Linked DNA regions of Homo sapiens: region 1 is linked to region 2. Evidence: chromatin loops called from intact Hi-C (ENCODE). Cell type or tissue: body of pancreas. All regions are shown on one strand. Links, peaks and the distances in the headings refer to the core of each region. The heading gives the core; the rest is flanking DNA. Region 1 has its middle 65 kb from the start of ADRB1. Region 2 has its middle 83 kb from the start of NHLRC2.

Region 1 (16,031 bases), core at 5,085-13,084, 170 kb after region 2:
CGGGGAGGACAGGGGCGCCGACGGAGACAGGCGATCCCTCGGAAAATCCTAAAAGCCAGTGAAGCGTGGGCTCTGGACGGAAACAGAAGGTCAGGGCCGTGGTTCACGCCGTGGGAAACCGCAGCCAGTGATAAGCTGGGAAGCCACAGGGGCTGGCAGCTGCAGTCGGAACGAAGCGGCTGGAAGCTCCAAACGGGAGCTCTTCCCAGCTCGCTTTCCACTTCGACGGCACCGTTCAAAGCTCTGCTCAGACACTGGGACAAATAAATGACAGGGCTCCGAAAAGAGGGTGAAGCTCCTCCGCGCCCGGCTTTTCCCTCCGCAGAGCCTGGGCTCCCCGCCTCGCGCCGCCCCTGACCGTGGCAGGCTCGGTTCCCTCCTCGCTCTGCATCCTTTGATTCACGTACGGCCCCGTTTCCAATAACCCTTTCCAGGAAGCCAGAGAGAGAAAGCGCCCAGCTCCCGGCCTGCAGAGTGGGGAGGGAAGAAGGAAATGATTGTGTTGACTTCATCTGGAAGCAGGAAAATGCTTCTCTCCCTCCTTCTTCGCCAAGCCAAGAAATAGATCCTTTACCAGAAAGCCATGTGGCCACATGGCCACCACTTGCAGAGGGGCTGGGTGAGGAGGAGGTGCTTTGCCAACGTCTCAGCTGACAGCAAAGGCCAGTGGCTCATCAGTGAGAACATCATACCTCTGTCAGAGGGGAGACCCTGAGCAGCTCCCGACACCCACACAGGGCTAGGAATTGACGGTGGCTTAGGGTACACGTAAGAGGAACAGCATCCACCACAGGACAGTCCCTTCCTCGCGTACCACCCGGGATCCCTGCTCCCTGTCATCGCCATACTGTGTTCTCTCAGACTGTAAGGTCCTTGTCCTGTCTCCCTCACATGGATCCTTTCCAGACCACGGGCACTCTCTCAGGTCAGCAGGTCCAGCTGCAATCTGGAATCAGCATCTACCGTGTGGAAATGGGAGAGGGGACTTGGTTCTTAAACCAGGGGCCTTGGCATTAGCTACCTTTGGTTTTTCTCCAGAAATAAGAATGATTGGCCGGGCGCGGTGGCTCACGCCTGTAATCCCAGCACTTTGGGAGGCCGAGGCGGGCGGATCACGAGGTCAGGAGATCGAGACCATCCCGGCTAAAACGGTGAAACCCCGTCTCTACTAAAAATACAAAAAATTAGCCGGGCGTAGTGGCGGGCGCCTGTAGTCCCAGCTACTTGGGAGGCTGAGGCAGGAGAATGGCGTGAACCCGGGAGGCGGAGCTTGCAGTGAGCCGAGATCCCGCCACTGCACTCCAGCCTGGGCGACAGAGCGAGACTCCGTCTCAAAAAAAAAAAAAAAAAAAAGAATGATTAGTTAGATAATTATAAACAATGGGGGGGGGGGGTAGTTTTGTCGTAGTTAGCAAATTACATTGAATGTAACAAAATCTTAAACCATAAAGCAAAACGTGCTGGGTTTCTGCTTCCTGTGGTGACATGACATGAAAGCCCAGCTCTTTTTCCAGGAGGACACTTCTCTGTTTACAAGACTGCTTGAGCAATCCCATTATCAACTCTCTCCAGAGAGGATACAGCTGAGGCAGCTCAAATTCAGAACCTTATTTTTAAAGAACTAAAAAAAAATTAGATCCTTTGATAAGATCACTCAAGTATAGTCCAAACTAGCCTCCCAAATTTTGGAGTGCCAGCAATTATGTTCAATATCTCCCCATCTGCCTCCCCCCAAAAGAACCAATTAATATCTTTTTCTTTTCTTTCTTTCTTTCTTTTTTTTTTTTTTTTTTTTTTTTTTAGACAGAGTCTTGCTCTGTCCCCCAGGGCTGGAGTGGCAGTGGCACGATCTCGGGCTCACTGGCAAGCTCCACCTCCCAGGTTCAAGCGATTCTCCTGCCTCAGCCTCCCGAGTAGCTGGGACTACAGGCACCCGCCACCACGCCCGGCTAATTTTTTGTATTTTTAGTAGAGAGAGGGTTTCACCATGTTAGCCAGGATGGTCTCGATCTCCTGACCTCGTGATCCACCCACCTCGGCCTCCCAAAGTGCTGGGATTACAGGCGTGAGCCACCACGCCCGGCCGATTTCTGAAATTAAGAAGTTAAAGATTTAGGTAGCAGTGGAGTTGTTTGCCCGTTTGGGAGTGGGGAGGTTGAGACGTGCATCTGGCTGATGTGCGGCAGGAAGGTGGCATCACAGAACACCGGGCACATCCTCTCTAACAAGTGCTCTGCAAAATGCCTGCAAGGACGTTGCCCTTTCTTCCAAATGTCTGGCTCTGAAAGACTTAGAAATAAAATTTTCAAAGGTTGGAAAGCTTTTGATATTTTCTGCATTAGGAGTTTGGACCACAGTAAAATCATACTCATCATATGTTGGATTAAGCTAGTGCCTGCCATCCAGGGTCGTAGACTCTTCTAGGGGTTGAGTATCTGCCTTTCACCTGACACTGGAAAGACAAGGACTGAAAAAAGCTGGAGTTACAGGAGAGACCTCCCAGGATCCTGCAGACAGGGCAGGATGATGAGAAGGAAAGCGTGTCGTTCCCAGAACTTGTCTGTGAAGATTGGGTGGTTTAATAATATTCATCCGCCATCTAGTGGCATTTAGAGCATAAACTTAACTCACACATTTTCTAGGAGCAACTACGTCAGGGAGGCCTAATCTGCTAGACTTAGACTTTATAAATTATTTTTATTTTTTTACTCAAATACATTTTTAAAAATCCATCATTAGGTTCGTCAGGGAGAAGAATATTAATAAGAACTAACTTTGAATCTGTTTTGGTACATTGGGTGATGACCAGAAACTGCTTTGCCTGATCTTTTGTGGCAGGTGACAGCTTGTTTCTTCATACTAATGTCATCTACAGTGCCAAAACTACACGTACACATGTAAGAAAATTCCTTGCCATCTTCAGTGCTGGAGATGAGGAGTTCCATGATCAGCGCATCACTGTGCCTTTACTATTTGTACTTCTTTTGGAATGCTTTTATAAGGATAAGACCACGTCTTTCATCACATCACACCATTTGCACGGTTGGTCCTTGCCTAGTGCTCAGGATCTTGCAATGTCCTCAGCCCTTGAAGAACCATGTTCAGGGCTGGGGTTCTGAACTCTCTCCCATTACAATAGCTGTATTAGTCGGTTCTCATGCTGCTAATAAAGACATACCTAAGGCTGGGTAACTTATAAAGGAAAGAGTTTGGCCAGGTGTGGTGGCTCACACTTGGAATCCCAGCACTTTGGGAGGCTGAGGGTGGATCACAAGGTCAGGAGTTCGAGACCAGCCTGGCCAACATGGTGAAACCCTGTCTCTACTAAAACTACAAAAATTAGTTGGGTGTGGTGGTGGGTACCTGTAATCCCAGCTACTCAGGAGGCTGAGGCAGGAGAATTACTTGAACCCCGGAGGCGGAGGTTGCAGTGAGCCGAGATTGCACCACGGCGCTCTAGCCTGGGTGATGGAGCAAGACTCCATCTTGAAAAAAATAAATAAATAAAAATAAAGGAAAGAGGTTTAATTGACTCACAATTCCACATGGCTGGGGCGACCTCACAATCATGGCAAAGGAGGAGCAACATCATGTCTCACATGGTGGTAGGCAAGAGAGCGCATGTACAGGGGAACTGCCCTTTATGAAACCATCAGATCTTGCGAGACTTACTCAGTATCATGAGAACAGCACAGGAAAGCCCCACCCCCATTATTCAGTTACCTCCTACCAGGTCCCTCCCACGATACGTGGGGACTGTTACAATTCAAGGTAAGATTTGGGTGGAGACACAGAGCCAAACCATATTAATAGCTAACGTGTTCAGTTCTGGCACTATGTGATCAGGTACAAAATGGGTTTTATCCTCATTATCTCATCTGACTCTCACAACAATATTATGAGGAAGGGGCCTCCTAGCACCCCCATTTTGCATATGAGGAAAATGAGGCTCAGAAAAGTCAAGCAACTAGATCAAGTGATGGTGGAGCCAGGACTCAAACCAGACAGTCTGATTCCAGAATGTACACTTTTAGCCATTGCAGCCTTCTCCTCCAAGTGATTCTCCTGCCTCAGCCTCCCCAGTAGCTGGGATTACAGGTGTGTGTCACCACACCCGGCTAATTTTTGTATTTTTAGTAGATACGGGGTTTCACCATGTTGGCCAGGCTGGTCTCGAACTCCTGACCTCGTGATCCACCCGCCTTGGCCTCCCAAAGTGCTGGGATTACAGGTGTGAGCCACCGCGCCTGGGGGAAATCATTGTTTTATGGCTCCCATTTTTTAAAGCCACTTAAGGTTTTAATGCTTAATGTCGCTAACTCTGTTACATGTTCTTATCATCCCAGGGTGCTCTTTGTTTTACATTTATTTTCTTTTTTCTTCTTTTAAGAGTTGTTAAAACATCTGGGTAGTGGAAGTTTTATATTAGCTAAACTAATATAAATTTATGTACTTAGAGGAAGTACACTCAGCTGAGGATAGAGTGATGACAATGGTCAAAATTAATAAAACTAAGGGGAACATACTGCAGAAAAACTTGTACTCATGTCATTTGAGGCTGTTTATAAGATTTTTTTAATTTTCCATTTTAATGATTATGTGCTAATACAAGGCAGTAATTACTTGCATCTCTAACAACTAAGTCTATAGATTTCTACTTGAATATTTCTTTTTTCCTTCTATGCATCTGTGATGGTTAATATTGAGTGTCAACTTGATTGAATTGAAGGATGCATAGTATTGTTCCTGGGAGTGTCTGTGAGGGTGTTGACAAAGGAGATTCACATTTTGAGTCAGTGGACTGGGAGACGCAGACCCACCTTCAATCTGGGTGGGCACCATCTAATCAGCTGCCAGTGCAGCTAGAATAAAACAGGCAGTAGATGGAAAGAGCAGACTTCCTGAGACTTCCAGCCTTCATCTTTCTTCCATGCTGGATGCTTCCTGCCCTTGCACATCAGACTCCAAGTTATTTAGCTTTTGGATTCTTGGACTTACACTTGTGGTTTGCCAGGGGCTTTCAGGCCTTTGGCCACAGACTGAAGGCTACACTGTCAGTTTCCCTACTTTTGAAGTTTTGGGACTCAGACTGGCTTCCTTGCATCAATTCTCCTTAATAAACTCCCATTCTTATATACGTCTATTCGATTAGACCTGTCCCTCTAGAGAACCCTAATACAGCATCTTTCACAGATATTTGATCCATGACAATTAATTGGCTAGTACTTGGCCTTGAAATCTTGGATCTATATAGTCAATATCTTTACTTTACAATATGTAATGGAATTTTAAAATGATAAACTATAACCCTTTTCCAGCCAATGAACACTGAAGCTCAGAGAGCTTTTAGTGGGCTCTTGGCAAATGACTCAACCAAAGCAGTTAATGCAAAAAATCTTTCACATCTTATTGTTTTTAGCAAAATGTCTCACCAGGGAACTCTTCAGTACAGAAAACAAAATTTCTAAAAATATAAAAATTATATTTATAAGATATAATTTACAATATAACTTGAAGCGGTTCCTAAGATAGTGTTGTTTTCTACTACATATTAATATGTAACATCAGAGCTCTGCTTCCTTTCAGCTGAAATATGACCAAAAATGAAGGGGCAGTTCACTACCAGGACAGTTTTTGTCTTTGCTTAAAGTTGACGTCTATTCCCATATCCTGCTTGCTAAAAAACCGGCAAAGAGCAAAAAGCGTTCCTTGAGACTCTCACATACCAGCAAGAAATATGTGCCCAAAAAATTTAAAAGAAAATACATGGCATTTTTTAATATTATAATAATTTGGGCGCAGTATATTCTTTTTCAATGATCTGCAGGGTAAATTATATCTTGGGCTGCACAAATTAATCTGAACTACCTAGGGAAAATGTGACCAGTACAGAGATCTATTTAATAGTGTTATACGCCTGGATTAATTTTCCTTTGGCACTGTGTAAATTGATCTTGCAACTGCTTAGACAAATAGTGGTTAGGAGCAAACTGAATAATTTATAACTCATTCACTCATTCAGTAAGAGGTGACTGTGCATTCTGTTTGTGCCTGGCACTGTGTTAGGGCTGAGGACCCTGGTGACTAGAAATTTCATGTCGTGCCTGAGAGCATAAACCTTACAGTTGGAAAGCCTGAGTTCAAATTCTGGCTCTCTGGTTAGTAAGCTAGCTGCTTTCTAGCCAAATGACTTCAAACACATTGCTTAATCTTATTTAGCTTGTTCATCTCTGAAATGGGTTTTTTCTTTTTTGCAAGAATAAAATAAATCAACGTAAGTTATCTAAAACAGTACCTGATTTATAGCTTATGAGCCCAGATCTCGAATCAAATGCTGAGCCCCTTGTATGCAATCTAAGGAATTAGGGACCTAACTTTATTAAATAACTAAAAATCATTCTTTTTGGTCGGGTGCGGTGGCTCATGCCTGTAATCCCAGCACTTTGGGAGGCCAAGGCCGGCAGATCACCTGAGGTCAGGAGTTCGAGACCAGCCTGGCCAACATGGTGAAACCCCATCTCTACTAAAAATACAAAAACTAGCTGGGCCTGGTGACTCACATCTGTACTCCCAGCTACTCAAGAGGCTGAGGCACAAAGATCGCTTGAACCCGAGAGGTGGAGGTTGGAGTGAGCTGAGATCACGTCACTGCACTGCAGCCTAGGTGACAAAGTAAGACTCGGTCTCAAAAAATAATAATAAAATGAAAAATAAAAATCATTCTTTTGAAAAAAACTTCCCAAACCTGCCATTTTCATTAATACAGCTGTGGATTAATATGGCTGGAGAGGAGGCATTGTCTCTGCCCTTATGTATGTCATCAGAAGAGACAGATAAGCGTGAAATTGCTCCTAGTCCCTTGTCAGGGGGGCATTTGTTTGCTAGTGTTGTCATATTCACTGATTTTTTTTTTAATTAGTTGTTGGCCAGACACAGTGGCTCATGCCTGTAATCCCAGCACTTTGGGAGGCTGAGGCAGGCGGATCTCAAGGTCAAAAGATCGAGACCATCCTGTTCAACATGGTGAAACCCCATCTCTACTAAAAATACAAGAATTAGCTGGGTATGGTGGTGCGCACCTGTAGTACCAGCTACTCGGGAGGCTGAGGCTGCCTGAACCCAGGAGGCGGAGGTTGGAGTGAGCCGAGATCGTGCCACTGCACTCCAGCCTGGCAACAGAGTGAGACTCTGTCTCAAAAAAAAAAAAAATTAGCTGTTCAAGGCCATGATTATAACCATGGCAACTCTGGCCTCACACACATCTCTTAGAGCGGCCCATGAGCCCTCTAGAGCATCCTTTGACGTGGCCGTATTTTGCTCGGCTGATAGATGTCTTCTCAAAATGGCCCAGGGTATCCCTTGTTCTATTTACACTATTCTGTTCCATTTCTTCAAGACACAACAATTGCTAACCATCATAATTTCTTTCAACACGTCTCTATTTAACTAACTTGCTATGTGGAATGGTCTGAACTCTCCTCATTTTCCCCCGTGGTCTTTGAGAAAACTCTGAGGCTGGAGGATGCTTTGTGGCAGACTGTCAGAAGAGTCTGGATGTGCTAACCAGGCCCTCTTGAGTCTCTTACTGCAACCCAGGTCCAGATCACTTTGTTGTCATCTTGTTTGTTACCTTATTGACATCCTGTCCTCATTTTTCTTCTTCCCCACCCACAGCTATGTGCCACCTCCACTGAGGAAAAGCACTGGGCATTTGGAGCTCACGATTTCTTCATACACCCGTGAGTCACTGAAAGCAATGCGAGGCAGTACTGCACTTGGCAGATGACAATTAGTTTGTCCACTCAATTTTGAAGAGAAAATTACCCTCTTTGGGGAGAAATATGTCAAAATAATTTCTCAAACTATTCAGGAGTTACCCTTAACCTGAAGTTAAGTATGGATATAATGAACAGATTGTCAATATACTAGAGTGGATGGGATCCTCATCTGTGACGTTCTATTTAAATGCAGTTTTTCTGGCAAACCTAGTACTCAGTTCCTTATTTTTTTTTTTGAGACAGAGTCTTGCTCTGTCGCCCAGGCTGAAGTGCAGTGGTGTGATCTCGGCTCATTTCAACCTCCTCCTTCTGGGTTCAAGCGATTCTTTTGCCTCAGCCTCCCGAGTAGCTGGGACTACAGGTGCCCACCATCATACCTGGCTAGTTTTTAGTAGAGACAGGGTTTCACCATGTTGGCCAGGCTGGTCTTGAACTCCTGTCCTCAGGTGATCCGCCTGCCTCGCCCTCCCCAAGTGCTGGGATTACAGGCATGAGTCACTGCGCCTGGCCATTTTCTTATGTGTGACATTCAAGATTGTTCACAGCCTGACTGTTAATTAGATAACTTCCTAAGGTCCCTTCCTTTCCTATAGGTCTTACCATTTCTTGCTAAATATGATAAAGGTTGGCAATGGCAAAACAAATGCCATCTTTTGGTGCCAAGAACATGATCCAAAGTTCTAGCCAAATGGAACAAACAGGTGAACACGTTCTACACATTCCACGTTACCACCTCTGCAGCAACTTTTGCCCTGAGCAAAAGGCATGGAGGTTTCTTCCATCTGGACTTCCCCCTCTGATTTTCCTCCTGTATGTTCTATTTCTTCCTATCTGTGAAAGTCCTTCTCAAATGCTGTCTCTTCCAGCTAAAATCCCACCCCTATCAGTGCCATCTTAGGGCACTGATCTCTTCCCATCTTGTTCCAAGTTATGCACTTATCTCCCAAAGTGCCTTGCACATAAATAATGATGTTGTATGAATTTGTTAAATAATAGAATGAGAAGAAATGGTCTTTTTTCATTTTTTAAGCATGAATCTTTTGAGCATCAAACAGCAACCTCTTGTCTTTGTGCCTTTTCAGAAGGCTGTACAGAGCTCTTCATGCTCAGCTTCAGTAGTGAGCTGGGTCCAATCAGGAAATAGAAATCACATAGTGGATAAAATCGAAGTTTAATACAAAGAACTATTAACTATGATAAAGGAGTATCTATAAGATAAAAGGGGCCTGGCAGGGTGGCTCATGCCTGTAATCCCAGCACTTTGGGAGGTCGAGGCGGGTGGATCACCTGAGGTCAGGACCAGCCTGACCAACATGGTGAAACCCTATCTCTACTAAAAATACAAAAAATTAGCCAGGCGTGGTGGCAGGTGCCTGTAATCCCAGCTACTCAGGAGGCTGAGGCAGGAGAATCGCTTGAACCTGGGAGGTGGAGGTTGCAGTGAGCCGAGATCACGCCATTGCACTCCAGCCTAGGCAACAAGAGCAAAACTCCATTTCAAAAAAAAAAAAAGGTAAAAGGAAATCCTATACAGTATGCGAGGGTTCAGAGAGAGTACTCAAAGGAGGAGTTCAGACCTCGTTGGAGAAGGTATGTCTCAGCCCACTGGATAAGCAGCAATGTTAGATGGTTTGGCCAGGCCAGGGCGGGTCTACCAGTTGCTAGGTAAGCAACAGCTAACCTCTAGAGTGTGGCTGGAGAGCAGGCAGTCAGTCAGCAGCCACTGGTGTGGACATGCAGTAGGAGCCTGGACACCAGCAGGGCAGAGGACTTCAGAGCTTGTGGGCCACATGGAAACTTGCAGAAGGAATGGTTATCCTGTGTATGACCCTCTAGGCAAAAGTACCTGTGTGTGAGCCAGGCAGGAGCTTTGGTTTCCATGTCAAGAGAGCTATGGAAAGGTTACCATGAGAAGAGGCTGTAAGGTTGTAGATGGATGGTTTTTCTGGTCCCACGGCTGGGGCAGGCTCCACTGGATGGAGATCTTCACACTCACAGGGCTGACACCAGCCTCGCCCAGAAACCTGGGGAAGCCTCTTTCTCCTGGAATGTGCCTCCATTGCCCTCTACTGAGAAATCTTAACATCACACTCCCTTTAGTGGAGAAATGTTTAAAGGAATTCTCTTGTATATTACAGGTATTGAAGAGTGCATTTGGAGCTGTGAGGCAATAAATAGATGACCAACACATCCTTCATCTTTAGAGCTTCCTTAGTTCATTTGGTTCCAAGACCTATGGAACCCAAGGGTGATTAGTCCCTGTAAAGCCAGGAAAAGGCTGGCCTGGTGTAACCTCAGGCAAAACACTTCCTCCTATGAACTTTTTTCTTCATCTTATAATAAGGGGTTGGACCACATCAGTGGTTGTCAAATACCAGGCTATTGTGAGGTGAAGAAAACAAATACAGTATTTTGTAGAGTTGAAGCCATTCAGTTTAAAAGTTGATTCTTTCTACCTTTGTTTTCAGTGTTAAAACATCCTGTCGTTTATGAAATAGTGATAGTAAGTGGAAAAAAATTTTCATCCTTACTTAGCAAAATAAAAGCAAGCTCAGAATTTTGTTTTCAGTTTTCCTATCCTGAAAGTCTGGTCACTCTGGAACTGGATGTTTTCTCTCGAAGGTCGCTCTCATTTCTGACACTGGTCTAGAGGATCTGTTGGTCTTTGCTTCTTGTCATCCAATTTGAAAGCAGGCAGAAGAAACTCTAGAAAAGGTGATCGCTTCAGAGCACGTGTAGTAAATTCGGGTCTGTCACAGAATATCAGCAAGGCTCTGCACAATGATGACTGTCAAAAATATGAAGAGTTTCATATTTTTAAGATACCTTATTAAACTCTAGGGCAACCACAAAAATGTTTTAAAAAGAGGCATAACTCATAAAGCCATAATGAAAATATAATCAAATTTTATAAAATACTCAACACAAAAGCAAGCAGAAAACTGGACAAAGATGGAACATTTATTTCGGATATGTCTTGTTTTGTTTTTTTTTTTTTTTTTGAGATGGAGTCTCACTCTATCGCCCAGGGTGGAGTGCAGTGGCACAATCTGGACTCACTGCAACCTCCGCCTCCCAGGTACAAGTGATTCGCCTGCTTCAGCCTCCCCAGTAGCTGGGATTACAGGTGGCTCACCACCACACCCAGCTAATTTTTAATATTTTTAATAGAGATGGGGTTTCACCATGTTGGCCAGGCTGGGCTCGAATACCTGACCTCAAGTGATCTGCCCACCTTGGCCTCCCAAAAGTGCTGGGATTACAGGCGTGAGCTACAACACCCGGCCAATTTTATTTTTTTGAGGAGTCTCGATCTGTTGCCCAGGGTGGAGTGCAGTGGTGTAATCTCTACTCACTGCAACCTCCGTCTCCCAGGTTTAAGCGATTCTCGTGCTTCAGCCTTCCAAGTAGCTGGGATTACAGGCTCCCGCCACGATACCCAGCAAATTTTTATATTTTCAGTAGAGACAGGGTTTCACTATGTTGGCCAAGCTAATCTTGAACTCCTGACCTCAGGTGATCCACCTGCCTTGGCCTCCCAAAATGCTGAGATTACAGGCGTGACCCACCGCTCCTGGCCTAGCACATGTTTCTTGCTTAGCATAATGGCTGAGTCCAAGTGGCAGCAATGAGTCCATCAAAACACACATCATTTGAGTTAGGAGCAGTGCTTAAGTTATATGTGTTGCTTTGGAAGCACCACAGAACCTCAGCAAAGTATTGAGGGGAAAGCTTTATTACATTTAAGAGAATGAGAGCGAAGCATGTGGCGGGGTGACAGGTATGGAGACGCCGCTGCTTGTCTGGCTGCTCATCTTCATCAGCACCATCTCTGTGTCCCACACAAAGGGTGGCTGGAAATGAAACATCTAGACCTCCCTCCAAGGGAGGTTCGAGATGCGATTCATGCGAACACCTCCCTTTTGTTGGAATTAGTAAACATCCCAATCCTTACGGGGCTTTTTCTCTTTTCTTCCCCATTCCTACAAAAAGGTAACTGCCCCCCCCCGACACACACACACACACACACACACACACACACACACACACACACACACAATGTATATGATAGAACCAGGCCCTCAGGACAGAAGCTGTGTGAGAATGTCAGACAATTATGAATTTAAAAGCTCCAGCCATCTGAACACTTCCCCTGCTGACTTTGTGTGGTTGTGCACAAGAGGAAGGGGCTGGGTTGAGAATGAGTAGAACACGCACACAGCATTCTTCCATTCTTCCATTGTACTTATTCTCCAAATGCAGTGGCTACACCTACCAATCCACTTGTAGAAATGGGATTAGGCTCCAAGTGTTTCTCGGTAGCTGTTGAAAAGTCAAACCAAGGTCTGAAACTGGAATTGGATTATAGATCTCAGTTGATGCTGCTCAAAAGAGCGTGGCTCTCTTTCAGCAACACACATCACCTTCTCCCACCTCTTCCCAAACTCAGTCTGTTCCAAAGAAATCAGAAAATTGAACAATAGGATCTTTCTAGACAATAAATATATACATACACATACTATCTCCACACTCTCCCCCTTTTACCTTGCTAGAGGGTCAGGCATATAGCCCTCTAAAAATCAGGATATGATTCTTAGAATAATAATTTTTAAAGTTAACTATAGCAAAAGTAGTACATACTCGCTGAAAAACTTCCAGTAACAGAAAAATATAAATTCAAATAGAAAGTCCACCACTCTATAATGTGATTTTCAGGAGAAACCACTGTGGAGTCTGGTATGTATCCATTCAGAACTTTTTCTTTGCATATACACATGAATGCATATTTAAAGGTATTTTTTCCCTTTGTTGCAAAGTTTATGCTATTAAAGCAACAATTTTTACAGTACACATATATATGCATCCTTCAACTTTTTTTAATAATTATTTTTTTAGAAACAGAAATTAGACCTCTATTTTTGAAGATTTAGCTTAATAATATGTCCATGTCGCAGAGCTTTGCAGTTTTCAAAGTTCTTTCCCATGCATTATCCTGTTCACTCCACAGAATGGCTCTGCAAGGTGAGCTTTCTCATCCCCTTTTACAGATGAGAAAACTGAAGCTCAATGAGGTGGGTGATTTGTAAAAGGTTTCACAAAAAGTGGCAAGGTAGGGTCTTCCAAGTCCAAGTCCAGGGACCCTTACAGTCCTCTGTTGCCTCCTCTAGTTGGCTCTGAAGGAGATGGGCAGGAAAGGGAGTCTCTGTTACAGTCATCCACAAGGCAGTGCACGGGAAGTTATGTGTACAGGTAATTTAAAAGCTTAAGGAACACCTGGCTGGCACGATTGCTCACGTCTGTAATCCCAGCACTTTGGGAGGCCGAGGCAGGTGGATAGCTTGAGCCCAGGAGTTCGAGACCAGCCTGGGCAACATAGAGAAACTCTGTCTCTACGAAAAATACAAAAAAATTAGCTGGGCGTAGTGACACATGCCTATAATCCCAGCTACTGGGAGGCTGAGAGAGGAGAATCACCTGAGCCTGGTAAGTTGAACCTGCAGTGAGCCCTGACTATGCCACTGTTCTCCAGCCTGGGTAACAGAGTGAGACCCTGTATCAAAAAAAAAAAAAAAAAAAAAAAAAAGCTTAAGGAACACCTATTCACTGTCCAGACTGTCAAGAAAATTATGATGTGATTTATTACCTATGATTCCCCCTCCAAACACCTTTACAGTTTAAGAGGAAACAAAATGATTGTTTTTATTTCCCTTCTTTGACTGTGGTTAGAGGAAAAGCTAAGTCAAAAGACAATCAAAAGGTGAAAATAGAGGCACCAAGTCTCCAACAAAGAGTTTACTAGATCACACGCTCTTATGCATGGGCATCTTCTTTAAACTAATTATTGGTACTTTTGTTAAAAGCATATTAAGCATAGAAAAGGAATCTAAATATGACCTTACCCCACTTCCCAAGGTATTAGAACTTTTGACTTTTGGGAAGCAGCAAAGAATAGCAAAAGGCATCCATAAAGTGAGTTCAAATTCCAGCTCCACAAATACCTAGCAGTAAGCTCTGGGGTAAATTACTTTGAGCCTCAGTTTCCTACCTCATAGGGTTGTCTGAGCCTCACTCAAAGCAGTTAATTAGTATTTGTTCTCTGTACCTCCACTAATATGTTTCCTTTAAATGTGTGTTCTTTATCATTTCAAAGGGAAAACATTCTTAAAATACAAAAGCACTAGAGTAGGCTGCATTTGATTTCTGACCAGAATAGCTGCTAAATACTAGTCTGCTTTCTAAGTAACTATTGCATTAAGTAAACTTGGAAAATGCATAACAGCACCTCAGGGGAAAAACTTGTCCATGTATGATGATGGAGCTACTTTTCTTACGCTGAGAACAGGTATCCAGAATCACTCGGGGGCTTTACAACTTCATGGTGGGATGGATCATGCAGACAGCTGCCACCAGGAAGTGAGAACTATGCCCCCCAGATCTCACCTGTATTCGAACTTGATCCTTACCCCACTCCATCCTTGCAAAAAACTAGTAAGCTCCCTGCTTTTCATTTCCACAGATTGCAATACTCCATGCCACATATTTATCTGTTAATGAGCATCAGAAAACAGATTAACCTGGAAAAACGCTTTGGTATACTCTGAATAAGTGTTTCTTAAGATGAACTGGCTCTTTTAAAAGTTCCTAAAAGTCAACTTTAAATTACGTAATACATAATTCCACAAAAACCCTGCACCCTCTTCCCCATCCCTCCAACACACATACACACAAGGTTACCATAGCTAGGACTTTAGTGTGTATCTTTCCAGAACCCCCTCCTTAAAAAAATACATACATATATGTTAAGCTGGTATATCTCTAGGTTGATTTATAATTATAAAGGTACAAAGTGACATGAGGAATCACCATGGAACATCTTCCATAAACACGATACATTAGCCCAAAGGCTGCTGGTCCTACTTCATGCGGCACGCCAGCCATCCGATGCGTACGTAAGCCTATCTGTAACATGGAGCACTCGCATCACCTCAATTGCAATTTGACAAATTTGACAAGGACTCTTGCTGAACTTGATTCCTTTCCCCTTTCATCTCTCACTCACCTGACTAACCTGGTAAACAAAAGCCCACTCCAACAGGATAATGGAGGAAACGCAGATACAGCCAAACCAGCTCCGGATGGTGAGAAGTGTTCTGGTTGTCGTTTAGGGTGGGGTGTTTGTTCTGTGGGTCGAGTGGGCACAGACAAATGGAAAACATTCTTTCCTGCTCTATACCAAGTTGTTGCTGAAATGGGAACTGTATTACACCTGTGGGTCCAGTATGATCTTTAAAAATCATCAGCAACATCTTGGGCTTTGACATACAAGTTACTAGTATTAACAACATAAACTTCAGAGCACCTTTGTGAGATCGGATCATCCAATATCTTGGAAGGCACCTGATACTTCTGCTTCAACTTTTTTTTGGAAGTTGGTGCCTCAGAGCTTAGAAAGCATTTAATCATATCAAAGAAAAACAGTGACAAGCATTTTTAGGCAAGCACATTCCTCCTTTTTTACTCATAAGCTGTGACAAGTTCTTAAGATAGTATTCACTATTTAAAATATGATTTCTATGAGAAAGAGTTCGGAATTCCAATTAGAGACACCAGAAACAGACGCTTTGCAGCCTGCTTGTCCCAGCAGGCTCTCTGCACAATTCCCTCCACCCTGGCCTCAAATTAACACAAAGCAAAACACAAAATCTAGAAACAAGCTAGTTCAGAGTCCAAAGAAGTACACTCCTTTGGTATGGACACCTGGGGACCTGGTTTCTGGGGAAGAGATGGCATCGATAGGAGCTCTAGCGGGAGCAGAACCAAGACACAAAGTGTTTCTCCCAGAGGTGGCCAGCCCCACAGCTCCAGACCTAGAGCAAGGGCAGCAAGCTGGGGGATCTAGGGGGTGTCTTCCCTAGTCAGAACTCACCAAGGGGCCAGACTAAGAACCTTTAGGTAGTGTGGCAAGTTTAACTGATGTTTCTTGGGATAAGCAAAGTGGGAAGATGCTGAAAACACTCCCTTCACACCCTTGGGGCTTTAGTGGCTAAAAACAAAAAAACTACAGAAATGGATGATGTGGAAAGCTACTCTAGTATTTAATGTATTTCCTGAGTTAACTGTAACTAGAAGTTAACTATGGACAAGCTTGGTTATTTCAATGGATCTTAAACTTTCAACAGAACTTTTGTACTGGGTTAGATGGTAGAGATTCTTCTCTTGAATATAATAGCCTATCCGTTTTTATGGAGTGCA
Region 2 (16,031 bases), core at 3,612-11,611:
ACTGTCCCTGTCACAATCTGAGAGCCATAGAAAAACCATTCAGTGCCAGGCTTACTTAGAGCGTGTCCTCCTTAAAATTGCTCCTCCAAAGGCTATGTGATGTGGAGCTGTGTCTGTGAGGGCCCTTGAAGCAACCGGATGCTTAGGCCAGAGAGGAATCCATTTAGGATTCGGAGGTACAAGCAGCTGTCCACAGGAAATCCAAGAGCCTTGCCTGAGAAATGAAGAAAACCAGGACACCTTTCACTGATTCCGTCTGCAGAACTCAAAAAGACCTGAATTTTCCTCCTTTATGTTGAGATACAAATCCAAATAGCTTTAAAAGAAACTTTTTTCAAAAAGTTTAATGCTTAAGAATCCAGAAGTCCTCCAAAGTCATGAAGTGGAATGTAATGTAATAACTGGAATCATTTGAGCAGAACATTGCTTAAAGAAACCTGCATGTTTATTAAATGACCACCTTGGATATCTTTCCTTTCAGAAAAAGAAGTTCGAATCTGGATGGCTGAAAAATAATACTTCCAGTTCATTCATATTATCTGCTTCCTCACCAGGTTAAGATAATAGAAACCTCATCATATGGAAAGGTCAAGACTCATGACTACGTGTGCAGCTCAAAACTTCATTTTTCTCTTTTTCAGGAGTCCTCTGCATTCTCATTAATCAAAGCAAAGTTTGCAAATTGTAGCTATGCAAAACTTGCATAAAATCATTTAGTCCTTGATTTTTTCTCTTTGTTCCTTTTCAGTTAACTTTCAAAAAAATTTTTCCCAAACATCTCCCACTTCAGGAAAAAATTTGACAACCCCTTATAAGCCTGCATATTTTGTGACAGAGCTATGATTATACTCAAGCAGCCTTGTCAAGAGAAGCACACTCCAGCTTTTTTCTGAACCTTGATTTTAAAGAGTGCAATGAACTCATTGATGTTCTAATAAGAGCTTTCTGCACGTCAGAAAAGGAAGGGAAATGGGTGGGACTTATAGAAGGTGATGGTTATCATTAATAAATGAAAGCAAAATAAATAAACATAGCTAGCTAAGCCATGCTACTGAAAGTCAATCTGGCCCTAACTCTCCAGGAAACATAATGGTTCAGTCAGGCTAAGGGATGCCAGGGGAAGAGCAACCCTTCTGGAACCCAGAAGACACCAGGTTTTGTTCTGGAATCTCTGGAATGCAGCTGTCAGTGGACGCAACAGGAAAGTGGGTTTCCTCTGATTATAGAGAAGAACTTGACAACAATTAGACATGTCCGTAAACAGAAAAGTCAGAAAAAAATTATGTACTCCCCAGTGCAAGAAGCGTGCAAGGAGAGGCTGGATGATCACCTGGCAGAGAGTGTGTGGAAAGTGTTTCTCCTTTGGGTATGAGGTGAAACTGGATAACTAAAGGCTTAATGTACCTTCTAACTCTAAGAATCTGTGATTCCATAGCTTTGGATGATCAAGAAAAGCCACTCTGGGCCTTGGTTTCCTTATCTGAAAAACAAGAGCCTTGGCACAAAATAGGCCATCTTAGGTCCGTCGCAGCCCAAGATGGTATGAATGACCACCTGATAAACTTGTGATGTTGGAGGCCAGGCTCAGGCATCCCAACTCACTGCCTGGCTTAGAAAGGGTCATCAAACTTCTCTGGGTCTTGCTCTGAAGTCGTTTATATAATCCATGGGCAAGCTTGAAGAACGAGGGAACACAGCCCACCAAGTGCTGGAAGCACCAGAGGAAAGGCAAATACAGGCCACATGCCTCAGGTTAAAATATTTTCAAGGCCGAAGGTTTACTGAACCTTATTTCAGACAATATCAATCAAGAAAAGCATTGAGACCATGCCTCAGAGTTCCTTGTCATGGAATTTAAGGGAGTTTGCCATAAAGCTTATATTGATTACTTGATTTATAGAATAGGTTTCAAGTCTCAAAGACTTGTTTCTAAAAAGGAAACACCTCCAGCAGGGAGGAGGCACAGTTTCTGCTTGTTTTCCAGAAAACTGGTACACCATGCTTCATTCCAGTGACTCCTGGCATTTGTGCCCTATTAATGTTTGGTATAAGTTGGTGCCCAAAGTGTGTTTGGATGAACAAAATAAGTTTTATTGAAAGAAAATGTCTGTTTGTAACAAAGCTATTTTAAACTTGTATATGCACTTCAAGTATGTATATTATATAACATATTTTTAATTACCTTGACAATTTGAATTGAGGTATCAGTAAGGCAAAATCTGTGAGGAAATAAAGACATCTGTGATAACATAGGGACATGGACATAGGTCAGGGTTACAAGGCTAAGTGAAGCTCTGGATAACTTTAGGCCATTTCCTGGCAGGCTTCTTAATTTCAGGTTGAATTTGTCCATGATGAAGTGGGTATTTGCCTCTCAGGGAGCCATTTAGTTCCATACATAGAGAGAAAGGATTTATATGACTCCAAAGAGAAACGTTGACTTATTTTTTCTTTAAGCTGTTGGGGAAAGAGAGGGTAAGGGTGCCTTTACCTATAAAGCTAAAATGCAAAGACTTTAAAGACTCTTTCTGCCTATAATGGTTTGAGTCTCAGGTCCCCAGCCATTGAGTTCCAGTCTAGCAGAGCTCACGCAGGGTAAGAAAGAGTCTCTGGAGCAGGCACAGTGGCTCCTGCTTGTAATCCCAGCACTTTGAGAGGCCGAAAAAGGCGGGTGGGTCGCTTGAGGTCAGGAGTTTGAAACCAGCCTGGCCAACATGGTGAAACCCCATCTCTACTAAAAATACAAAAATTAGCTGGACATGGTGGCGCATGCCTGTAGTCCCATCTGTAATACTCAGGAGGCTGAGGCACGAGAATCGCTTGAACTGGGGAGGCGGAGGTTGCGGTGAGTCGAGATTGTGCCACTGTACTCCAGCCTGGGAGGCAGAGTGAAACTCTGTCTCAAAAATAAAAGAAAGAGTCTCATCCTCTCTCCCAGCCCCTCAGGATCCCCTCCAAGCTTCTTCCCACTCATCCCCAAAACTTGCTCTGAATTCCCCCGAGAATACCCCCTGAGCGTTTTGTTGGTGCCTATTTTATGACATTCATCATATTCCACCTCCTGTTCAGCTCAACAGCCCAGCACTCCTTGACATGTTTATGCAGCTTTGTGTCACCTATGTAGGATCTGGTCCAAAGCAGGGCTTCAAGTAATTGATGAAGAAGTAGCTAACACATGGTTTAGGGTGTCACCCTTCCAAACCTAGATACATTGTAACAGGAGACTGGATGGAAGGATGGATGGATGGATGGATGGATGGATGGATGGATGGATGGATGGATAAATAGATGGATGGTTACACCCCACGGGAGCACACAACTTAAACTCTGAGTGATGTAGAGTCAGAGACTGTGCAGGTAGAAAAGTGGATTTATGGAGAAGATAGCAGAGAAGCAAATAGGGAGAGAAATGGAGAGCAGAGCTCTCTGTCCACTTAGTTGGGACAGGGAGAGGACAGAGAAGGGACTGAAGTGGATCTCTGTGCCTTTGCTTCTCCGTTTGCCAAAGGAGTGGGTTTGGATCATCTCTAAGGTCCCTTCCAGCTTGAGAGCCCACTGGACCACAAATTGTGAATTACTAGTCACTGGGCCCTGGTGAAAGTTAAGTGGTACAGCTGCTTTCACCAGATCAGCCAAACGTTGGCAAGCATTTTTGACTCCCATTTTAAGAAAAATCCTTAAACCTTAATCATAATTTCATATGATGAACTATTTGAGCTCCCAAAGAGGAAATTCTTGCATTTCAAAAACTGCAATTTGAGCACAAACCCCTTGCCATGGCCTTGAATCTGAAGAGCATCCTTTCTGCCTCCCTCTTCTTTTTTCTTTTCTTTTCTTTTCTTTTTTCATTTCGTTTTGTTTTGTTTTGAAATAGAGTCTCTTTCTGTCACCCAGCCTGGAGTACAATGGTGTGATCTCGGCTCACTGCAACCTCCACCTCCCAGATTCAAGTGATTCTCCTGCTTCAGCCTCCCAAGTAGCTGGGATGACAGGCATGCACCCCCAGTCCCTGCTAATTTTTGTATTTTTAGTAGAGATGAGGTTTCACTATGTTGGCCAGGCTGGTATTGAACTCCTGGCCTCAAGCGATGCACCTGCCTTAGCCTCCCAAAGTGCTGGGATTACAGGCATAAGCCACCGCACCTGGCCTCCCTCTTCTTTTGTAGAATGTTGCTGATTCCTCTGTGTGAGCCTACCAACTTGTATGCACAGAAGGACATGTCCCACAGCGATCCCACTACACCCACTCCTTTTCCAGCAGAACCCTGACCTTTGCTTCTTGTTATAAGCCAGCATAATTACAAGCAGCAGAGACTACCAAAAACTCTACACACACGTGCTCTCGCACTCATACACAGACATGGAGCTGCTGTGAACAAACTGTTCAAGTGCATTCAAGTTCAAGAGCATGAGTGGGAGAAGGGGAGAGAGATTTTAATCTTTGGCCTGTCACATGGGAGAAGAAAGAAAATATCACGTCCTCATGCCTGTGTCCTGTAATGTTTATCGTCTGAGATCACAGGCAACGAATCTCCTCCCTGTGTCCCGTTTCCTCCCCCAGCCCTGGGTTGGGGATGCTGGCTTGGAATTAGAGAAGACAGGATATGTGCTGATCAGTAGAGGAAAAGTGAAGACTGAGTTCTAGATGGAGCCTCAGGGGCTAGAAGATGGGGCCTAACCTGGGGTATATGTGCACTTTGACCCACTAGAAATTATGTCTTAATTTTTTATGTCTTTGCAGATGTAGTTAAGTAAAGAAGAAGTTCTACTGGATTAGGGGTGGGTCCTAAATCCAATGACTGTGTCCTTGTAAGAAGGCCATGTGTGGGAGGCCAAGGCGGGCAGATCGCCAGGTCAGGAGATCGAGACCATCCTGGCTAACACGGTGAAACCCCGTCTCTACTAAAAATGAAAAAAAAAATTAGCTGAGCGTGGTGGCGGGCGCCTGTAGTCCCAGCTACTCGGGAGGCTGAGGCAGGAGAATGGTGTGAACCTGGGAGGCGGAGCTTGCAGTGAGCCAAGATGGCACCACTGAACTCCAGCCTGGGTGACAAATCGAGACCCCGTTTCAAAGAAAAAAAAAAAAAGCCATGTGAACACACGGAGACAGGTAACCAGGGAGAGCACCATGTGAAGAGGGAGGCAGACACTACAGTGATGCCACTGCAAGCCAAGGATTGCCACGGATGGCCCGCAACCACTAGGCTGTGGTCTTTGCCTTCTGCCATTTTGTTCTGGGTTGAACAGTGTCCTCCCTCAACACTGTAGATATTGGGGCAGTCTGTAGCTGGAATCTCTTTTTAGAGATAATACATGTATGGATTTTCCAGGGATGGCATGACAAATTAGTACAAATTAGATGACTTAAAACAACACAGATTTATTCTCTCATGTTCTGGAGGCTAGAAGTCTGAAATCAAGGTGTTGGCAGGGCCACACGCCCTCGGAAGGCTCGAAGAAAGAACACTTCCATGACTCTTTCTGGCTCCTGGTGGTTGCGGGCCAACCATAGCATTCCTCGGCTTGCTGTGGCATCCCTCCATTTTCTGTCTCCCTCTACACATGGGGATCTCCCAGCGAACGTGTCACTGCGTGTTCACACGGCCTTCTTTTTTTTTTTTTTTGAGATTCAGTCTTGTTCTGTCACCCAGGCTGGAGTGCAGTGGTGCAATCTTGGCTCACTGCAGCCTCTGCCTCCCAGGTTCAAGTGATTCTTCTGCCTTAGCCTCTGGAGTAGCTGGGATTACAAGCGTGCACCACCACACCCAGCTAATTTTTGTATTTTTAGTAGAGATGGGTTTTCACCATGTTGGGCAGGCTGGTCTCAAGCTCCTGACATCAGTGATCTGCCCCCTTCAGCATCCCAAAATGTTGGGATTACAGGTGTGAGCCACTGTGCCTGGCCAGCCTTCTTATAAGGACAGAGTCATTGGATTTAGGGCCCACCCCTAATCCAGTAGGATGCTGTCTTTATTTAACTAATTGGATCTGCAAAGACCCTAGCTCCAAATAAGGTCATATTCTGAGGTTCTGGGGACACATGAATTTGGAGAGAGGACACTTCAACCCAGAACAATATGGCAAAAGGCAAAGGCCACAGCCTGAAGGTGAGGAGATCTGGGTTCAAGGTTTGGGTCTTTGACTTACTAGCTGTGTAGGGTTGGAGAAAGCACTTCAATTCTCAATGCTTCAGTATCTTCAGCTAAAAAAATGGAGATGATGATAATGATGATGCCTACATCTCAAGCTTGTTGTGAGACTTAGAGTGAGAAAGACTGAGATCTGTGGTATGGGAATTATCTAGATAGATTAAATGACTACTTTCAAGTTCACTACTGAGCAGGCTCAATCAAAGGTCACAGAGCATTGTGTGGTAGGCAGCTCCTAGGACAGCTCCCAGCAGTCACCTCTTGGTATTCATACCCTGTGTAATCCTCTCCCCTTGAGTATTGCCTGGACCTAATGATTTCTTTTTTTTTTTCTGAGACAGAGTCTCACTGCTCTGTCACCCAGGCTGGAGTGCAGTAGTGTGATCTCGGCTCACTGCAGCCTCCGCATCCCCAGTTCAAGCGATTCTCCTGCCTCAGCCTCCCAAGTAGCTGGGACAACAGACATGCACCACCATGTTTTTTTAGTAGAAACCGGGTTTTGCCATGTTGGCCAGGTCTCAAACTCCCAAGCTCAAGTGATCTGCTCACCATGGCCTCCCAAAGTGTTGGGATTGCAGGCGTGAGCCACCGTGCCCAGCCTGGACCTAACAATTTAATTCTAATGAATCTGGCAAAAATGATAGGGTGTCACTTCTGAGACGGGGTTCCACAGAGACTCTGGCTTCAGTCCTGCTCACCCTCTGCTGCTGTGTCTCTCTCTCACTGGGAGGGAAGCAGCTGCCACGTTGTGAGCTGCTCTATGGAGAGGCCACATAGCAAGGAACGGAGGGAGGCCCCTGGCCAAAGCCCGTGAGAAATTGGTGGATCCTGTCAGTAACCACTTAAGTGAGCTTAGAAGTGGATCACTCCCAGTTAGCCCTGAGATCACTGCAGCCCTGGCCAAGACCTTGATTAGAGCCTTGGGAGAGACCTTGTGTCATTATGTCATAATTTCTGGGGGTCGGGAATCTGGACATGGTCAGGCATTTTGACATAATAAATGTTAGCTATTTTAAGCCACTAAGTTTGGGGATAATTGTTACACAGCTATAGATAACTAATACAGCTTATTAAATCAACTTAAAAGCAAGAAACAAGAGGAAAGAGATGGGTTCAGATGTAAGCAGAGTGAAAGACAACATGAGCTGAGCCCTGGATTTTGCAATATTCGTGTATCTATCCAGTTTCTCTCCCTGCCTCACCAGCCTTGCCCACTGATGGCAGGGATTCTGAGGACCAGAGTTGAGGTGTGAGCAAAGGGACCATTTTTAGACCTCATGAATAGTGAGTGCCTCATATCATGTGTATATTTAGCATATCATGAATATTTGATGCTTTGTTTATGTATTTTAAATGCCTAACAAGTGTATTTAATGCATGCTTGGTCTCTCCATCCCTTTTTTGTTTGTTTAAAAAGTACTTTATTAACCTTAAAATATTACAGAAATAGGAGTAAACTGCATCCTTGTTATTCATGCCTTCTGCTTTTCTGGCCACTCATTTGCCATGTATTTATTTTGCTTAGAGTGACTTCTATCAAGCCTTATCAAACTCCTCTTCATCCTTCAAAGCCCAGTTTTCAGTCCATCTTCTCCAGAAAGCCTGCCCTGACATTTCAGCCAGCAATGTACTAGAGATGGCTCACACCAGCTCACAAGAACCAATTGTTAATATTTCATGAATTTTGTGAGCTGGTTATGGAACACAGGCATTATTAAAAATTAAGTTATGTAAACTCACAAGTAAATAAATTGTATTAAAAACTAAGGTAGGAAATGTCCAGAACTCATCACCTCTGAATTATAATACATTTTGCTATAATCTGTGCTCAAGTTCATTTACGTCTATTGCACCGTTAAAGTGGAGCTACTCTGTGACGAGGCACTCTTGAGTGTCTCTCCCCAACTCCATGTTTAATGAGTCAACTTGGCAACTTGAAATCGACCATGGTAGAAGTATGGTATTTACACCGTGAAAATTGGCAAATGCTACAAATTGGAGTTTTTATTTTCTTTCCAGGCAGTTGTTAAACATTTACCAGCACTGCCACTGGCCCCAGCCAAAGTAATCTAAACTCTCATAGCCCTCCTATCTTTTCTGCTCAGTGAATGGGCATTTCGCATTTGCTGCCTGAGTTACCAGGTACATTTCGTGTGTGTGCTTCTATGTACACGCATGCCTCCTCCCCTTAACTGGGTTATTGCCAGCTTTAGAGGCAGGGACTGTGTCTCCTTCAACCTTCTGGAGGCCCTTTCCTTAAATGACTGAACAAAATGTATCCATCTCCCAGCGTGAAGCCCAGCACCATCCTCAAACTTCCTGGCACTTCCAAGGGGCTTGCCCACTCACCATCTCCGCTCCTCCCCTTCTGGCTGCTGACCTGCTCCTGTTGCTGCTCTCTGTGTCTGTCCCACATCAGTCCCTACCTCTCCTCCTCTGTCCCCCACAGCACTATGGACACAGCAATGTAATTTTACCGCGGGTTTGGTAATGGGCTGGAGTACAGCAGAGGAATCGGTAATAATGCAACGTGAGGTATCACTTCCTTGATGCATCCGTTCCCATTCCTGGGATCTGTCCCTACCTTTTTTTCTCCATGGGGCCCTCTCCACCAGGACCCTTCTCTCTTTGTTTGAGGGTCCCCAAGTTCCAGTTTCCTTACTCATCAAGAGAAAATTTACAATCTATCTCACACAGTAATGACAAAAGATTTGTTCTCAATATTTCCTAAGGCCCCATCTTTGCGCATTTTTTTAAAAAAAGATGACTTTATTAAGGAGTTTTGATAAATAAAAGAGTTTAGCAAGGCAAGGAATTGTAGAAGTTTTGAGAATATTTACACATTATTTAAAAAAAAAAAAAACATACTCCAGATCAATTTCATAGGCATCTATCAGAACATCTATCAGAACCCAGAAGCATTTACTCCTTCTCACTATGCTTCTGAACATGCCTTTGGATGGACTGAGACTGATATGCATCCCATCCTGGGTAACCTGACCCTGCACTCCCAGCATCTTCCTGAGGTCAGGAAGCCCTAGCAGGTGACTTCCCGGAATCCCCAGCTATTCTGAGATTGGCTTTGAAAACCATCATCCTTGCATCCTCTCCAGCCCTCTCGCCTTCAGAACCTCTATCCCTGAGCTCACACACCCTGAAATCACATCTCTTTGAGAACTTTTACAGACTCGCTTTTTTTTTTTTTTTTAAGAGACAGGGTCTTGCTCTGTTGCCCAGCAAGCAATCCTCCCTCCTCAGCCTCCCAAGGAGCTCAAGCGATTCTCCCTCCTCATCCTCCTAAGTAGCTAGGACTGTAGGCGCGTGCCACCAAATGTGGCTAGGTATTTTATTTTTAGTAGAGACAGGGTCTCTCTATGTTGCCCAGGCTTGTCTGGAACTCCTGGCCTCAAGCAATCCTCCTGCCTTGGCCTCCTAAAGTGGTGGAATTACAGATGTGAGCCACCACCCACCGCCTGACTCACTATGCATTGTCTCTCCCAAGCATCAACTGATAGAGATTTTTCCTTCCTGGAAGCACTCCTTATCCCCATAGGCCACTTCCTGCCTCCTGTTACTAGACATTTCTGGGTGGAAACATTTTCTGTCTCCAAAAGGAGACTTCAGGTAACAAAGGCAGGGACCATTCTAGCTCCCCCACCTTCCCTTGGTATCTTGTATTTCTGCAGCAGTTTGCTCATAGTCAATGTTCAGTGCAGTAAAAACCCTGCAACCTTCACCTGATAAAACTGCTTTCTCCAACACTTCCAATGTGAGGCTGCCCCCTTGCTGTGTCTACCGTGTGCACGTTACATTCATGACAAGGGGAAGACTTTTTTCTCTGCAGTAAAAATGATGTATACAGTGTACCGAAGGTCCCAAGGCTAAAAATGGGCTCATGAAACACTCAGACACCTCATTAAATGCACCTCTTTCTCATCCATGATGATGATCGTGAAGAGTGAGTAACCTTAATATCTCAAAACCACAAGTAGTCAAAAAATAATTTATATCTGGCACTTATATTATTCTCTTATATTGTTCTTAGAGTTCCATTATAGACTCACACATTTTTAGAATGAAAAGACTAGTCTGTTCCCCTCCCTTTAAAAAAAATTGTGATATACTGGGCAGAGTAGTAGTTCCAGCTACTTGGGAGGCTGAGATGGGAGGATCGCTTGAGCCTAGGAATTCGAGACTGCAGTGAGCTATCATCATGACACTGCACTACAGCCTGGGCAACAGAACGACAACCTGTTTCTAAAATAGATAAACAAATTTAATTCATTAAGAATCCAGACAGTTGCCCATTGCGGCACCCAGACAGATGGGCTTCCTTTCGGGCTGTGAGCAGCCAGTTAGGACGCCCCACCCGACTTAAATGAACTTAACAGTAAATCCTTTTGGGGAGTGAAGAGTCCTCTTTCCCCCTCACCCTTCCTTTTGTGAATTGAAATCTTTGTGAACACTGTTTTCTTAAAGCAGAATTCGCTCTACAGCCACGAGAAGGAAGGCTATCCATTGTCACGGCTGCTTCGACGATATTCTCTTACAAGAAAAACTTTTTCACTTTATCTGCCACCCCCCGACCTTTTCTTTAAACAACAGCAGCAGATGTTGGAGATGGGGTCAGAGACTGCTGGAGACCAGCTTTCCTACAAGAGGGTCCCATGTAGGAGTTGTCCTACTTCTTCTCAATTCCTCCAAATCAGGGTCTCAGAGTCCGTTATGACGGCTTGGACTCGGAACTGTGCTGGTGCAGTTTAAGGTCCGGAGCATCCCTTGGAAACGTTTTAATGTTCCTGACAGATCATCAGTCAAATCACCATGTCCTCATTTGGAGTTCCCAGCTCTCTGAACTGAACTCTGTCTAGCTAAAAAGGGAAGGAAAATACTCCATGTGCTCTTTACTGCAGGATCCAGCCAGATATGAGCCTACTTTCATTGTCAGTGGCACCAAAATCCAGATCATCACCCTGGCTGGAGACTCCAAATAGCTCCCCAAGGCCACGAACCTTGTGTAGACTTGGGGTTTGGAAGAGGTCACTTTGGATCTCACAAATGCACCTCAGTCCACCTCCGGAGCCTGAAAATGTTTATCAGAATGATTTGAAGTTCAAATTAACATCAGATGACTAGCCAAGGCACCCCCATTTATGTTATAAAATCACATTTTCCAAGCTGGAAAGGATCTTGGAGATCTTTGAGCCCAATCTCCTCATCCTACAAATGAGGAAAGGTGGGGAGAGCAGCGAGTTGAAGAGGGTCATCAAAGGACATGCTGCTGGTTGGTAAACAGAGACAGGGCCAGAACCCAACCAGGTCTCCTAACTCCCTATGACCATAATTCTTTCCACTACAGCCCGTCCGAGTTTCCAGATAACCAAAACATTGACAAAACCCTGCCGATGGCCCACCAACTTCAGTCAATATTTGCTATGACAAAATTCCAGCAGAACCTAGAGATTTTGAAATCTGTATTCATGTGACTTGATGTGTTCAACTGGAAAGAGACAATTTTTGACTTTTCTCTATGTGACAAGGCTATCTGTTGATTTAGGTCACCCACAGTGAGTGTTTTGTACTCTCTTACCAAATTCACACTCCATAAGTGTTCCATAAACATCCAGCCCATTTCTCCTGCTTCTTCACCCCCAGAAAGAACCCGCATGACAAATACTTTTTGGTTCCTTGAGGTGAATTGACCAGGGGTAGCAGAATTAGGATGAGGATTTTCTGGCATTTGGTCCTGGGGGCTTCACTTGACAGGGCCATTGAACCAAAAGTCAGGGGACCTGGGTTTGAGCACCCGCCTGCGCAATCCCTGCCTGGTTTCTTTGGAAAGGCTCATACCTGGCCTGGCCTGCAGAAGCCAGGGGGTTTAAGGAGCTCCAGCCCTGGGCTCTCAGCTTTAAGTCCAGCCGGCCTCTCATTTCCCAGGTTGGTCTCCACACTCTGTTCTTCTGCACCTGGGGGGTGACCTGCCATGGCATCATCATCAACAGGTTCTGTGTTTTGTTTTTCTCTGCAAACTCATTCAAACTCACTTTCTCCCCCATAACCCTTTCTATGACAGACTTCCCCAGTGCTTGGTCCTGGACTCTCTGTCACTGCACTGACCACCTCTTGGGACATATGACCATGCTGGGCTAGACCCCTGATATGGTTTGGCTGTGTCCCCACCCAACTCTCAACTTGAATTGTAATAATCCCCACATGTCAAAGGCAGAGCTACGTGGAGATAATTGAATCATGGGGGGTGGTTCCCCCATACTGTTCTTGTGGTAGTGAATAAGTCTCATGAGATCTGATGGTTTTATAAAGGGGAGTTCCCCTGCACAATCTCTCTTGCGTGCCACCATGTAAGACGTGCCTTTGCTTCTCCTTTGCCTTCGGCCATGATTGTGAGGCCTCCCCAGCCATGTGGAGCTGTGAGTCCATTAAACCTCTTTCCTTTAGAAATTACCCAGTCTTGGGTATGTCTTTATTAGCAGCATGAGAACGGACTAATACACCCCTCCAGTGCTGAAAGCTCACCTGGCCTTGGCTGGGGTGAAGTACCTGGTGGTTCTGATTCTACATGTCTGTATACATTCAATTCCCCAAACTAAACCTCTCTCTGGCTTCCCTCCCAGTCTCAACTAGGTCTCCCTCCCACCTCCCACTCCCACTGTATATATATATAATATATATTATATTATAATTATAATATAATATATATTATATTATATATTATATATAGTATAAATAATATATATTATATAATATATAATATATATTATATATAGTATAAATAATAGATATTATATATTATATAATATATATTATATATTGTATAAATAATATATAATATATATTATATAATATATAATATATAGTATAAATAATATATATTATATATATATAAAACTCCCATATTATATATATATATATATGGGAGTTTATTAAGTATTAACTCACATGATCACAAGGTCCCACAATAGGCTGCCTGCAGGCTGAGGAGCAAAGAGAGCCAGTCCGAATTCCAAAACTGAAGAACTTGGAGTCCAGTGTTCGAGGGCAGGAAGCATCCAGCATGGGAGAATGATGTAGGCTGGGAGGCCAGGCCAGTCTCTCTTTTCACATTTTTCTGCCTGCTTGTATTCTAGCTGCACTGGCAGCTGATTAGCTTGAGCCCACCCAGATTAAGGGTGGGTCTGCCTTTCCCAGCCAACTGACTCAAATGTTAATCTCCTTTGGCAATACCCTCACAGACACACCCAGGATCAATACTTTGTATCCTTCAATCCAATCAAGCTGACACTCAGTATGAACCATCACACCCACCAACCCTCTTCCCCACCTCCCATCACCCCACAGCCTTTGGGTGGGCCCAGTTTCAGAGTAAGGGTACCCTGTCTTACGGAAATGAAGGGGCCAGGCTGGGCACACGTGATTCACAGGAGTACTGTGCATACACACACATGCAAACACAGGCATGAGAATCGATGGAACAGGATGTGAGGATTTGGCCATTAGAAAAGCAAGGCTGGGCCAGGCGTGGTGGCTCATGCCTGTAATCCCAGCACTTTGGAAGGCGGAGGCGGGTGGATCACTTGAGGTCAGGAGTTCAAGACCAGTTTGGCCAATGTGGCAAAACCCCATCTCTACTAAAAGTACAAAAATTAGCCGGGCATGGTGGCAGGTGCCTATAATCCCAGCCACTTGGGAGGCTGAGGCAGGAGAAGCACTTTAACCCAGGAGGCGGAGGTTGCAGTGAGCCAAGATCATGCTGCTGCACTCCAGCTTGGGCAACAAGAGCAAAACTCCGAAAAAAAAAAAAAAAAGGAAAGAAAGAAACGAAAAGCAATGCTGGGTTTCATGATGTAAGTTTGATTATCTACTAATGTCTTTAAAGTGACCTAGTTTTGAAAGAGAGTTGAAACGTACCCACTAAATGAGGAAGATGAACACTGAAAATTTGAACATGCTGGTGGGTTCATCCTGTCCCCAGGCTCACATGGGTGTCATGGAAATATGGAAACTCATTAGCCACAGCAGATACCAAAACAAGACTGAATTTTGAGGGCCTGTTGCTGAAGCAGGTGTGTATTTCTTCTTAAAAGTCCTAAATCTGGTGGTATAATGAAGAGCCTTTGTTTCTATTTAAATTTTGTTGATCAAAAATCTGGGTTCATGATTTGTCCCCTTGACAATTTCCAAAAGCAAGTGTCTTCCTCACACAGCCCTCAGATGAATCCAGCGTGGGCCGGTGTCCTGTACTTGGGATTCTCCCTCTCTCCTAGAGCCCTGAGAAAGGTCACATGGGGAGCGCAGTGGGAATAAGCTGGCGACCCCTGGGTGGAAAGCGGTGCAGGCTGAACAGATGGAGCTCCGTGGAGGCCCCAGAGGCCCCGGAAGATTAATCGCAGCTCCCAGTTGACGTGGGGACAGGAGGCACACACAAAGTTGGGGTGTGGTGGTCACAGAGGCTGAGTGCACAGAGGATGTCATGGAACAACTGGCTTTGGGGCACCTTTTGACCTCTTGTTCCATCCTGAACCTAGTAATTCAGAGATGTAATATTCGTACAGTCAGTCCTGCAATTGCTCCATATGGTAGTTCCTTAGAAGTGTATGTTTTACTTGCAAGTTTTCAAAAGCTTTCCTATACTTTTAGGTTGGGTTCCCCAGAAACAGCCTAGGAAGAAGATTCATGTGCCAGTGACTTACAATGGAAGTACTCCCACAAGAAACCAGCAAGGGAACGGGGGAAACAGGAGAGGGAAGTGGGAAGAGACCCAGCACAGGTATGCGTTCAGGTGCAATCCCAGCCTCAGCAGACCCTAAAGGGGACCCAGGAGTATAAATTACAGCTTACGGTTTATCCCCCGGCGGGGAAGGGAACTGTCATTAGCTACAGGCCACTGGGGCCAGGATGGGCTCATGAATTCCCAGAATGTTCCAGATCTTTGCTTGTGGGAGAAGAAGCTCCAGTAGCCCAAAGGCCAGCCTCCAGAGAAGTTCTCATGTGGGAGCTTTTAGACAAGAAGCACTCAGAACCTGGGAGACAGACACGCAGAAGCAATAACATTCTCCTAGGAGGCCTGGCAGAGCTAGTGCACTTGATCCAAAAACCACTGGGGAACGGGCATATATCCTCCATTTACAGAATGGGGAAACTGCGATAAAGAGCCACTGTGCCCAAGGCCGCACACTCAGTGTAAATAACAGAGGCTGACAGAACCCACCCCGCGCCTCAGTCTTCCAGGCTCTTCCTTCGCTACCACATAAGTGGACTTTTCTTACTGTCTACTGTGGCTATCCACCCTGCCCAAGGTGACACGCGCCCAGGGAAGGAATGTAATCAGGAAGTCAACTCAGCTGCATTCCAAAGCCAACTGGAAATTCCTTTCAGATTTGCTGCTGGTTTTTATTATACTCAGCTATTAATCCCCTATCAGAACAGGTTATCAGGATCTGGTAGCAGCTTCTTACTTATTAATCTCAACACCTCTGGGAAACAGACTGCAGAATAGGTTAGTTTTGATGAACAAGCTCACCATTCTAATGTGCCTTACACTGTCCCCACTCACTCCACCCCTGTACCTGTGCCATCCCTGTACCTGTGCCATCCCTGTCCTACCTGGGCAACGCCTTCTCCTCGACTCCCTTCAAAGTCATATCCTACCTTCAGGCAAGATCCCCACTTAAGCCTTTGAGCATGTTTTGTCAAGACATCCACTACCCAGGGCCTGCTCCCCTCTGACCTTGGAAATCGGCTGTGCAGCCTCTTGGTAGTGTCTCTTTCTGCCTCCCTTTTTAATGGGTTTCTCTCCAAAGCAAAGATCCATTTCTTAGGACATCTGCAGCCATATTCTCTGTATATTCTGCAGTGTCCAGTGTG

Evidence for each region. A loop is a pair of places that touch in the nucleus more often than their neighbours do. Peaks named below come from ENCODE experiments on the same cell type or tissue, not always from the same donor. Only the 100,000 strongest peaks of a DNase experiment are listed, where the experiment ranks them.
Region 1: a loop joins it to region 2, with 2.0 times the contacts of the local background. A loop is called at or near these places in 4 of 110 quality-filtered maps.

What each region holds. Positions count from the first base shown.
Region 1 is chr10:114,100,921-114,116,951 of GRCh38, forward strand. It overlaps the pseudogene RNU6-709P. Among named protein-coding and RNA genes, the nearest start is that of ADRB1, 65 kb to the left of the region's middle. In body of pancreas, for the core only: a CTCF peak has its summit at 9,852 (motif pointing left); no DNase peak of the experiment used is centred there.
Region 2 is chr10:113,929,760-113,945,790 of GRCh38, forward strand. No RefSeq gene overlaps it. Among named protein-coding and RNA genes, the nearest start is that of NHLRC2, 83 kb to the left of the region's middle. In body of pancreas, for the core only: no CTCF peak of the experiment used is centred there; a DNase peak (open chromatin) is centred at 8,262; H3K27ac peaks cover 742 bases.